Regions from separate parts of the Homo sapiens genome. Here region 2 is linked to region 1. A link is a loop called in an ENCODE intact Hi-C map of the cell type or tissue named here. Cell type or tissue: PC-3. All regions are shown on one strand. Region 1 overlaps MLLT3 (MLLT3 super elongation complex subunit). Region 2 overlaps MLLT3 (MLLT3 super elongation complex subunit).

Region 1 (5,000 bases):
CTGGGGAAGGGGATGATTGGGAGTGGCCACCACCATATGCTTTATCATATTTGTTTAGCTTCACGAAACACTTCTTAATTCGACACCAGCTGACTACTTGGTCTAGTTGTAGTTAATTAATTAGAAAGGAATAATTAAAATTAAGATTAAAATTATTGTTTCTTACAGACTTAAATTCTCTTTCCACCGTTCATTAGGCAGTTATTAATTTAGCCACTTCCGTTTGAGTATCTGCAAAGTAGTTAATTTAGTTTTTCAAAAGTAGTCATTTTTCACCCTCATTTTATTGGTTAACAAAATAATAAATTACTTAAGTACAAGAGCAAATGGTCAAGAACAAAAGCAAAAAGCCAGGTTTCGGAACAAACAAGATGCCTTGTACTAAGTATATTATGGGAGAGGTACTTAATAGCTATATACATTTGCTCTTTGGAGGGTGTCACCCATGTATTTTACAGAGGGAAAGTAGGTATCCTTGTCAGATTGAGAGGTAAGTGAAGTCAGTTAAAAGTTTAAAGTATATATAATCAGCTTTGTTTTGCTGAACTTTGTTTTATTGAGAGTTTTGTGCAATTTATAATATTGTTTCATTGATTTTCTTTCTTATTGCATCTTATATGGACTGTTGTAACATTCTGTGAGTATATTTTGTTCATGTCATCCATTTTTGGTGTTCAGTAATTTTAAAAATGAATTTTAAGTAGGGACAGGAGCTTGAATATGTAATTTGGTTTTATGTACCAGAAGATCCATCAGAAACTGAGTAGCCAAACTTGTAACAACCTGTATTGGTGCATATTCTGCCAGACTATGAATTTTCTTAAGTAATAGAGAACAGAGGTCTTTAAAAAATTGTGAACTGAGATTTTTTTAAAGGTGAAATGAAAGCAGTACTGTACAGGAAATTAAGTTTTTGGGTAAGGAAGTGGAATTGGTTTGATTGAAATTGTTAATGTCTCTTTAATGAGGGGTTATATGAAAAATGTTAGGCAGAAAGTGTGATCCAGTTAAAAATCCTAAATATGAAATTGATTCAGTTTGAACAAACAGTATTTGGAACTGAACAGAGAGGAAAAGGAAAATTCTTATGTGGAAGAAACTAGTCATTATCAAGGGTATGAAAAGCTGCTGGACCATTACAATTGATTTGCTTTTCTCTAAAGAGAAATACCTGACTCAGAGATTTGTGATTTTAGTATGTGAAGTTTTCCTCAAATTAGTATTTAGTATTCTGGGAACATTTTCTTTTGCCAGGAGGGTTGTGATTGTCTATTTTTGTGAATTGTAAATTAAAAAAAAAAAAGCTGTTTATTTTTTGTCTTGTACAGGCAAGGAAAGTTTCTAATGTAGTTATAAAAACTTAGTTACATATTCAAGCTCCTGTTGTTTCCTGTCTTCTAGATCTGTAAGATAAGAATGTCTAAAAGGTCAAGTAATTTGACCAGCCTTTTGGGGGAAGTCCAGTGAATAGTAGAATAATATTTAGAGATGAATTTTCTGTCATAGGCATGGGATAAACTCTATTTCAGTAGAAAGGCAAGATAATGAGCAGGATCTTATATAGACAAATCGTTCATTCCAAACATGCTGGCTCTAGGAGGTGTTCAGTGTGTTTGTTGAATGAGTGTTACAGATGAATTGAGGTCAGATGGAATTGAGGTCAGATTTCTCCATGAGTGGAGGGATTTTTTTTCTCTCATGTCCTGGGCACCTAACACCATGCCTGGCACATGCTTGTCAGCTGTCCTTTGTTGAATCTGCGAATAAATGTGAGGCCGACTCAACAACTATTACCTCCTTGTGGATATGCATATAAGCTCTTCTAGAGTATTTTGGGGGAAGAAATAACCAGAATGTCTGCCCTCTCTTCTTCCTTTGTGAAACTGTTTTCTACAGTTACATTTAGTGTCGAGAAATGAGGGCTTTTTTGTTTTGTTTTAAGTGGCTTTTAAAGTTGCTCCAAGATTCATGAGGTTAAAGTATAAAACTTTAATACTTTAGAAAAATAAGGACTTAATTCTGGATTCTGACCTCTGGTGGTGAAGAAGAAACACCTATTACTCATAATAAAAGATCAGATTCTCATATGTTCTGTAGTACTTTCTGGATGTCCAATGTAGGGAAAGTCTTAATTAGAAAAATACAAATTTTGTATGTGGTTTTGAATTTTCATGAGACAAAAATTTTATTTTTTTACCTTGCAACTTTTTGATAAGCATATAAAAAACATTTAGGTTGTACCTTTACAAGGCTCATTACTGAAAGTGGTTTTTTATTTGGGACCTTGCCTGATGAGAAAAAGTAGATTCTACGTGGGATTTTTATATGGTAATACTAGTCTTATATTTGACTTCTTAAACTTTCTATTAAAACTATTTCCTAAGTAAATCTAAGGTTTATTTGGATAACAGTTATATTGTTATCAAGAAAAACATGAATGTATTACTTGGGAGGAATGTCAAGGTAGATTATTTTGGGTCCTTAAAAATAAACTGCTTATCAGAAACTCAAAACTCGTCTTTATTATCACACCTATCACTGGGCTCATAGGTTCTGTTCTCGCCTCTTCTGCTCTCAAACCGTCTATTCTGCCCCAACAACAACAACAACGATAACAACAACAAACTGGGAAGGAGATGTTCTAGCAGCTAGAGTCTAGCTGCTAGTGGTGCCGCATGTGATGAGCTGATTCTGCTCACACGAGTGATGTCAGCCTTAATTAAAAAACAAAAACTTGAATTTTGGTGGCTGAGGAAATTAAAAGGGTAGATGGAACACTTGCTACCTTGCACCTGAACTCTACCTTGTATCTACTGGGTGGTCTTTTGCAAGTGACTTAACCTTATTTTTGGTGTGTGTTAAATAGGATTACGAATGCTTCCATTTCTAAAGTGTAAGAAGGCTCTGATGTGAGTGTAAAGTTCTTTGCAAACAAGACTCCAAGTAATAAAATCCTAAAAACATCTTTGCTACTGTTGCTCACTGTCCTCTGCCAATATGCTTCTGAGAATTGATCAGAGCTTTATAAAAGGAAAGTGGTTACAGTATGTCAGGAAGCAAAACCCGTGAGAAATAAGTAATCCATAAACTTTACAGTCATAAAGGGATCCGGGTGGGTGGATCTGATGACTTGGCAACTCAGAGAGGGAAGCAAGTGTAATTGTTGATTTTATCAGAGCAGGTTTGTGTATTTGTTTGTGCACGTAGGGGGATGGGGGTTGAATGAAGACTTAACAACATGAATTTCGTGAGGTTACAAAAGTCTACTGCTGCATAAATCGTAGGTAATATGTTCATGTCTATAGGGTGTAATGTTAATGTTCAATAAAAATTAATATCAAAGTCTGTCATAGATTTTATGTTTTGGGGCCTCCAGGTAAATGGTTTGTATCATCATTGGGAATTTATGGAAGTTGATTTAAGTATACAGTAGTTAGCACTCTATTAAATACTGAAGTCATGCACTGTGTCACCTTGATCAATGAGCAAGTTTTTTTTTCTTTTCTGATTCTGGAATTTCAGCACTTTCAGCTTTGAAGGTTGCCTTGGGTTTGTTTTTGAATTAAAAGTGTCACAGGAGAAAGGCTGATTGTTACATTCATGACCAATCAGAAGGGTCTGTAGGACTCAAAATGTTTGGTACATTCCTTAAATTAGAAGATATGCTTCTGGACTTTTCCCAGGGAAAGCAGGTCCATGTAATAATTTACCAAAAGGAAGTTGGGAAAATGAAACATCACCTTTTGTGAGAAAGAGGATGGGGTGGGGAGAGTGCTTTAAAGTGATCTTTGCTTTGTGGAATGCATTGGATTAAAGAGTCACAGAGGCCACAAAAAGCAGCTCAGTGAGTTATCAAATATAGGAGTACTTGAGAAATTAAACCAGGTATGTTATTATTCTTTCTTGGGGAGCCTAAAAATAAACTCAAGGATTGGGATTGTTCCTTTTACTTTCATATCTGCTGGCTGCTAAAGGCAATTGGAAATTTTAGCCAACATATTGACCTACTTGATTTTCACGATGAGTATTTTTTTCCTCAGCCGAATTGGCCATTTAAAGAAAACTTTGTGGCTGGGTGCTGTGGCCCACGCCTGTAATCCCAGTCTTTGGAAGGCTAAGGTGGGAGGATTACTTGAGGCCAGGAGTTTGAGACTAGCCTGGTTAATGTAGTGAGACCCCATTTCTACCAAGAAAAAAATGAAAAAAATTTAGCTGGGCATGATGGCACATGCCTGTAGTCCTAGCTACTTGGGAAGCTGAGGTGGGAGGATTGCTTGAGCCCAGGAGGTTGTAGTTATAGTGAGCTATGATCATGCCACTGCAGTCCAGCCTGGACAACAGAGTGAGACCCTGTCTCTTAAAAAACTAAATAAATAAAATAAATAAGACTTTGTAACATATTAAACAAGCTTTATCATATTAAAAAATACACACAGCTGGGCACAGTGGCTCATGCCTGTAATCCCAACATTTTAAAGAGGCCGAGGAAGTTCAAGACTAGCCTGGGCAACATAGTGAGACTCTGTCTATAAAAAAAAATTTAGTCATGTGGTGGTGGTGTGTGCTTGTGGTCCCAGTTACTCGTGGGGTGGGAGGATCACTTGAGTCTGGGAGGCCGAGGTTATGGTGAGCTGTGATTGTGCCACTGCATTCCAGCCTGGGTGACAAAGCAAGACCTGTCTCAAAAATAAAAAACAACAACACACACACACAGTGAAACGAATGGCACCAAGGAAGAAATCCAAGTGCAAGAAAAGAGGGAATCATACAATAAGAACAATAGGGTGGAAAGCCAGGGTGAAATACACATCTCTGATGAAGGAAGGGCTGTGTATCTGGGTCCTTACTTTTCCCCTTTTACTTGGGTGCTTCTGTCATTATTATTTGTAAGTCACTTCTCTCATGAAGTGCTTTGAGCTTTTGGGGCAAGTAAGAGTAGAGAAACTAGAAATAGTTGGCAATTCATTATCAACCTTGTTACGTGGGATTAGAACTATTGT
Region 2 (5,000 bases), 130 kb after region 1:
GTGTGGACAATTAAATGTGAATAATGACACATACCTGTCTTATTTCCAATTTTCCTATCCTTTTCCCCCCAGTGCATTTTGCAGTCCTGAGTTAGTAGGAATACCAGTAAAAACTGATTACAAAGGGACTGATTCTAATAATTTGCTATTTAGAAGGTTGTCTCCATGGGACTTTGGTAGCTACTCTTTTTCAAGTTAAGGAATTTATCTCCTAGTCATGTTTGTAAGGAATTTTGTTTGTTTTCATTTTTTGAAAAACCATGGATGAATTTTTGATTTTATCAGAAAACGTTTCAGTATCTATTGAGATGAACAGATGGTTTTGTTCTCCTTTAATCTGTTAATGTAGTGCTTGACAAGCATTTTTGTCACGCCAAAGTACTCTTGAATTTTGGGATTAAACCCAATGTGGTTTTGGTCTATTAGATTTTTTTCCTTTTTTTCCCCCCTACAATTGGATTAGTTATGCTAATATTCTATTCAAAAATTTTTGCATTTATATTCTTGAGTTAGATTAGGCCATATGCTTCTTTTTCTTACTCTTCTTGGTAGGATTTGTTGCTTTGATAATATTAACCACAGGAAATAAAATATGTTTCCTTTTCTCTATTATTATTAGTTTTTTAAGAGACAGGGTGTCACCCTGTTGCCCAGGCTGGAGTGCAGTGGTGCAGTCATGGCTCACTTCAGCCTCCAACTCCTGGGCTCAAGGGATTCTCCTGCCTCAGCCTGCTGATTAGCTAGGACTATAGGTGTGTGCCACCATGCCTGGCTAATTTTTAAATCTTTTTTAGCAGTGGGGTCTTGCTATATTGCCCAGGCTGGTCTTGAACTTCTGGCCTCAAGAGAGCACTCTTCCCACTTTGGCCTCCTAAAACCACAGGGATTACAGGCATGAACTACCATACCTGCCTGTCTTTTCTATTCTTTAGAAGAGTTTCTTTAACGTTAAAATTATCTTTTCCTAGAACTTGCTTCTAAAACCCTGTGGGCTTGATGTTTTCTTTGTAGGAAGATTTCAAACTACTTATCTGATATTAATACAGGATTCTTCCTAATTTTTATTTTTTTGGGGGAGTCAGCTTTGGTAAGTTACATTTTTCCCAAGGTTTGCTTTCACATTTGTTGCAATAAAATTATTTATGATATATTCTTATCTGTTTTATCTGTGCTATACTTGTAGATGTTTTCTTATTTTTTTCTTCCTATGCTGTATTTACGCTTTCTCTCCTTTGTTTTAATTCAGTCTTTCAGTGAGGACTGTGAATTTTATTAGTTCTTTTCAAAGTTCTTTCCTTAGGCTTTGTTGACTGTTTTATTAGGGTTACAAAAATCTTTGTAGTCTTTCTTTTGCTTGAGTTTATTATTCTTCTGTGCATTTATCATCCATCATTTTCTTCACAGACGAGGATTGGTGGCTAAAATTTTTTCAAGTCCTATTTTAATTCCACAAAATTAATGTAGCATTTTCTTTATCATTCAATGTGATGAAGTTGAAAATTTTTATTTTAATTTCTTCTTTAACCTGAAAATTATTGAAGTATATTTTTATAATTCCAAATATATACAGTTTTTTTAAAAACATTAAAACGTTTTTAAATTTTAGCATAATTATATTACCATAATGTCTTCTTAAACTAGTTTTCCTTATTCCTGATATAAATCCTGTGGATGTTCTTTTACTAAAAGGCTCCTGTTAGTAAACACTCAGTTTGTGTTAATCTATAAAGTTTTGATTATTGCCCCTATTTTGAAAGTGTTTTTTCTGGTTTTACAATTCTAGGTTTTTACTTACTTCCTTTCAATATTTGAAAATATTTTTCTATTGTTTTTGTGAAGTCTGGTGTAAGTCTGATTTAGGGTTTTTCTGATGTTTAGCAACTATCTTTCTGAGGGAAAAAGTCATGATTTTTAGTGTTTACTTATTTGTGTGGTGGAAATACTCTCACCGTATTATATCAGTTATTGCAAAGTTGGAAAGAACATACAGTTATGAATTATTTCTGCCATCCTATGCAACAGAGAGAATTACCTCAAGAAAACAGCAAATAATAATATGTAGTAAACTAATTAGAAAGTGCTGAGTTTTGATTATTAATTACCACTGCTTTTAATATTTCTCTGCTTGCAATTTTATATTATATAAAATAATAGTCTTGTTTAATTTATACAGTGCATTTACTGTTTAAAAACTGGCTGAAAAAAATTCCTAAAAATTTAACAGCTGGCTCCCAGTCAAGCCTCTATTAGCTGGCACCAGTGTACCACTAGCTCTTTTTTTAATACATGATCTCTTGTTTCTTACTGTCTTTATAGTTTTTTTGTTTTGGTGTTCTTCATTTTTAGTACAATGTGTCTAGGATTAAATTCCTTTTAATTTATGTATATTATTTTTATACTATACTTGGTTTATCTGTAGATTCATGACTTTGATCATATTTGGAAAATTTCCACCATTGTGTCCCTATGTTCTTTATTCTTTCTGGGTCTCTAATTTGATATTTGTTATTTTTATTCTGTTCTCCATGTATCTTAATAGCTTTTATATTTCCCATTTTCTTGTGTCTTTGTATTATGGCAGTTTATTCATATTTATCTTCCAGTTCACTAATTCTTTTCAGCTGTGTTCAGTCCGCTGTTTAACTAGTCCATTGAGATATTGATTCCAACAGTGTTTTTTTTTTTTCATTTCTTAAAGTCGTATTTGTTTCTTTTCAGTGGCCCAGTCATTCTTATTAATTTCTTATTGCTTGGTCGCTTTTTGGATTCCAGTGTTTTTCCTTTTTATACTTCATATATAGTTATTTATAGTCTGCATTTGATGATTTCCCTATAGTAAGTCTTTAAGGTCCTTTTACCTCACATCATGGTGGCTTGTTTCTTTGTGTTCAGGAATATTTTTAAATCGCGAATTCGTATTTGATTTAGGTGAACATTGGGAATCCTGAGACCTGAATTCAGAGTATTTTTCCCCAACAGCAGATTTGTAAAGGCTTCTTCTTGGTTTCTGTTGAGACTCTGAGGTTTAGGTCTCCAAATGTGCTATAGGGCCCAGGTTTGGTCTTTAGAGACCCAGGAGAACACAGTCATGCGTGTGTCCTTAGGGCAACCCCATCTTTCATGAGTGATTGTAGTTCACATTTTATGGCCTGCCTTTTATGTTTCTATTTCTCTTTCATATACTCTTGATTCTTGAACTTTTTCTTTATTTTTTTAACGGCCCAGCAATGAAGTTTTGTTGTAATTATCTAATATCTAGTTGTATCATAGTAAGAACTCCCAAAGAGTCCACCATATTGCCCAAATTAGACGAGTTGTTTTCTGCAAAGCCATAGTATTTAACAGTTTCAGCATATTCCTTTGCGTATGCTGGAGACCTCATAAATATGTATAAAATAACTACTGAGAGAAGGTAACAAGATAGCATAAACCTGATTATATTTTCCCATTGTTCAGTTGCATCTCTTTGGGCTTTTATTTATGCAGTATATTTATTAAATTTGTGTGTGTCAGGTACTGTTTTTCATTTTATACTTCCAGCCATTATTTGTGATTAGTAATATAATCTGAAGATTGGCTATTCTCTGTTATTTAACGATTATTTATCAAGGCTAATTATCAGAAATCAAGCTAGTACTAAGAGAGAAGGCTGGAATGATCTGGCCAATGTGTTTTTAAGCTGGTTTAATAAAGCAGGAACTGTACAAAGCTAAATATACAAAAACCTAGAAAGAGAAGTGATATAAATATTACTTCAAATTTTTAGTTTCAAACCACAAAGATAGGCAGAAGTTTACTTGAAACTACAGTCTTCTAAATATAACTTACAGTCAGTAGTACTTAACTATGATTTAGAACTTAAGCCATAGCAAGTCAGGGAGTATATATAAATAGGAGAATTTTAAATGAAATTGGATTCTGAAACAAAAGGATTTTATAGCACGTACAACATAGCTGAAACAAGTCATAGTCATTTGAGGAAAAAAGGGCATTATATATTTTGTCTATTTAAAATATTATTTTGTAAAATATTAAATATTTTTGCCAATCAGTACTTTACACTTAAGCTTCATTTAAGTGCAAATACAGTACTTCAGGATATTTTTAATATTAAAAAATATTTATTGGGTTTACCTTAAATTCTTTAGAACAAAAGGCTGGGCAAATGAAAATTTACTACTTATTCTTTTCTCTTCATAGTTGAAATAAATTTTTTCATGTGTTTCTATTTCTCAATTATAAATATAATTTGTAGATTTTTTTCATCTTATTAATGATGTAAGCTAAATGTATATAACTCAAAGTGCAATCTTAGTAAGAAGCTACGTCTGTAGATTGATGCTTGATTGTAGTTTGCTCGAAAACAGTAAGATAACAAATGACATCAGAAGGAAAATTGAAGTGTTTTTAAAACATAGAATGATACTAGTCACATTGTTGAATCATTTATCTTTTTATTTTTCTAATGCAAAATGTATTTCACAAAGTCTCTAAAGTGCAAATGAGTGCATGAAAAGGAAGAGGATAAAGTACATTTGTGAAGTCGAAGATATTTACATGGCTGAAAAAAATAGCGAAGTGTTTAACAAAAAGTAGAAGTCCTATGTTCTAATCTTCCTGAACCTCCTTCCGACTTTCTGGAAGGAACCACTTTAACTGTTTCTATATTTAAATTCTAAGGTGAATGTCCAGAGTTTCCTAACTATATGCTATGCTGCTATTTTTACATGAGAATCTAACCCATTTGCTCCATATTATACCATTTTAATGACACCTAATATGACACCATTTTAAATTGATCTCTTGGATACCTTTATAACTTTCTAGATGTTTAATGTAGAACTATATTAGTTGGCTCACCAACTATGGACAATGTCCCTTGATTCTCAAGTTCAGGTTATCCTAAAGTTATTTCCCTTCTCTTCTGTTCAGACACTTACGTTGTAAGGGTTGATAACATTGTGCTATGTAATAAAATGTTAAGTCTTCTGTGCTTGTCT

The links. A loop is a pair of places that touch in the nucleus more often than their neighbours do. Peaks named below come from ENCODE experiments on the same cell type or tissue, not always from the same donor. Only the 100,000 strongest peaks of a DNase experiment are listed, where the experiment ranks them.
Region 2: it touches region 1 in a loop (3-fold over the local background); 2 of 110 quality-filtered maps call a loop at or near these places.

The regions. Positions count from the first base shown.
Region 1 is chr9:20,550,133-20,555,132 of GRCh38, reverse strand. All of the region lies in intron 2 of MLLT3 (MLLT3 super elongation complex subunit), which reads left to right. Among named protein-coding and RNA genes, the nearest start is that of MIR4474, 50 kb to the right of the region's middle. RefSeq lists an enhancer at 3,187-3,246. In PC-3, a CTCF peak has its summit at 2,037 (motif pointing left); a DNase peak (open chromatin) is centred at 3,782; H3K4me3 peaks cover 1,069 bases; H3K27ac peaks cover 3,378 bases.
Region 2 is chr9:20,424,995-20,429,994 of GRCh38, reverse strand. The region is part of intron 4 of MLLT3 (MLLT3 super elongation complex subunit); the gene reads left to right. Among named protein-coding and RNA genes, the nearest start is that of MIR4473, 16 kb to the right of the region's middle. In PC-3, no CTCF peak of the experiment used is centred here; no DNase peak of the experiment used is centred here.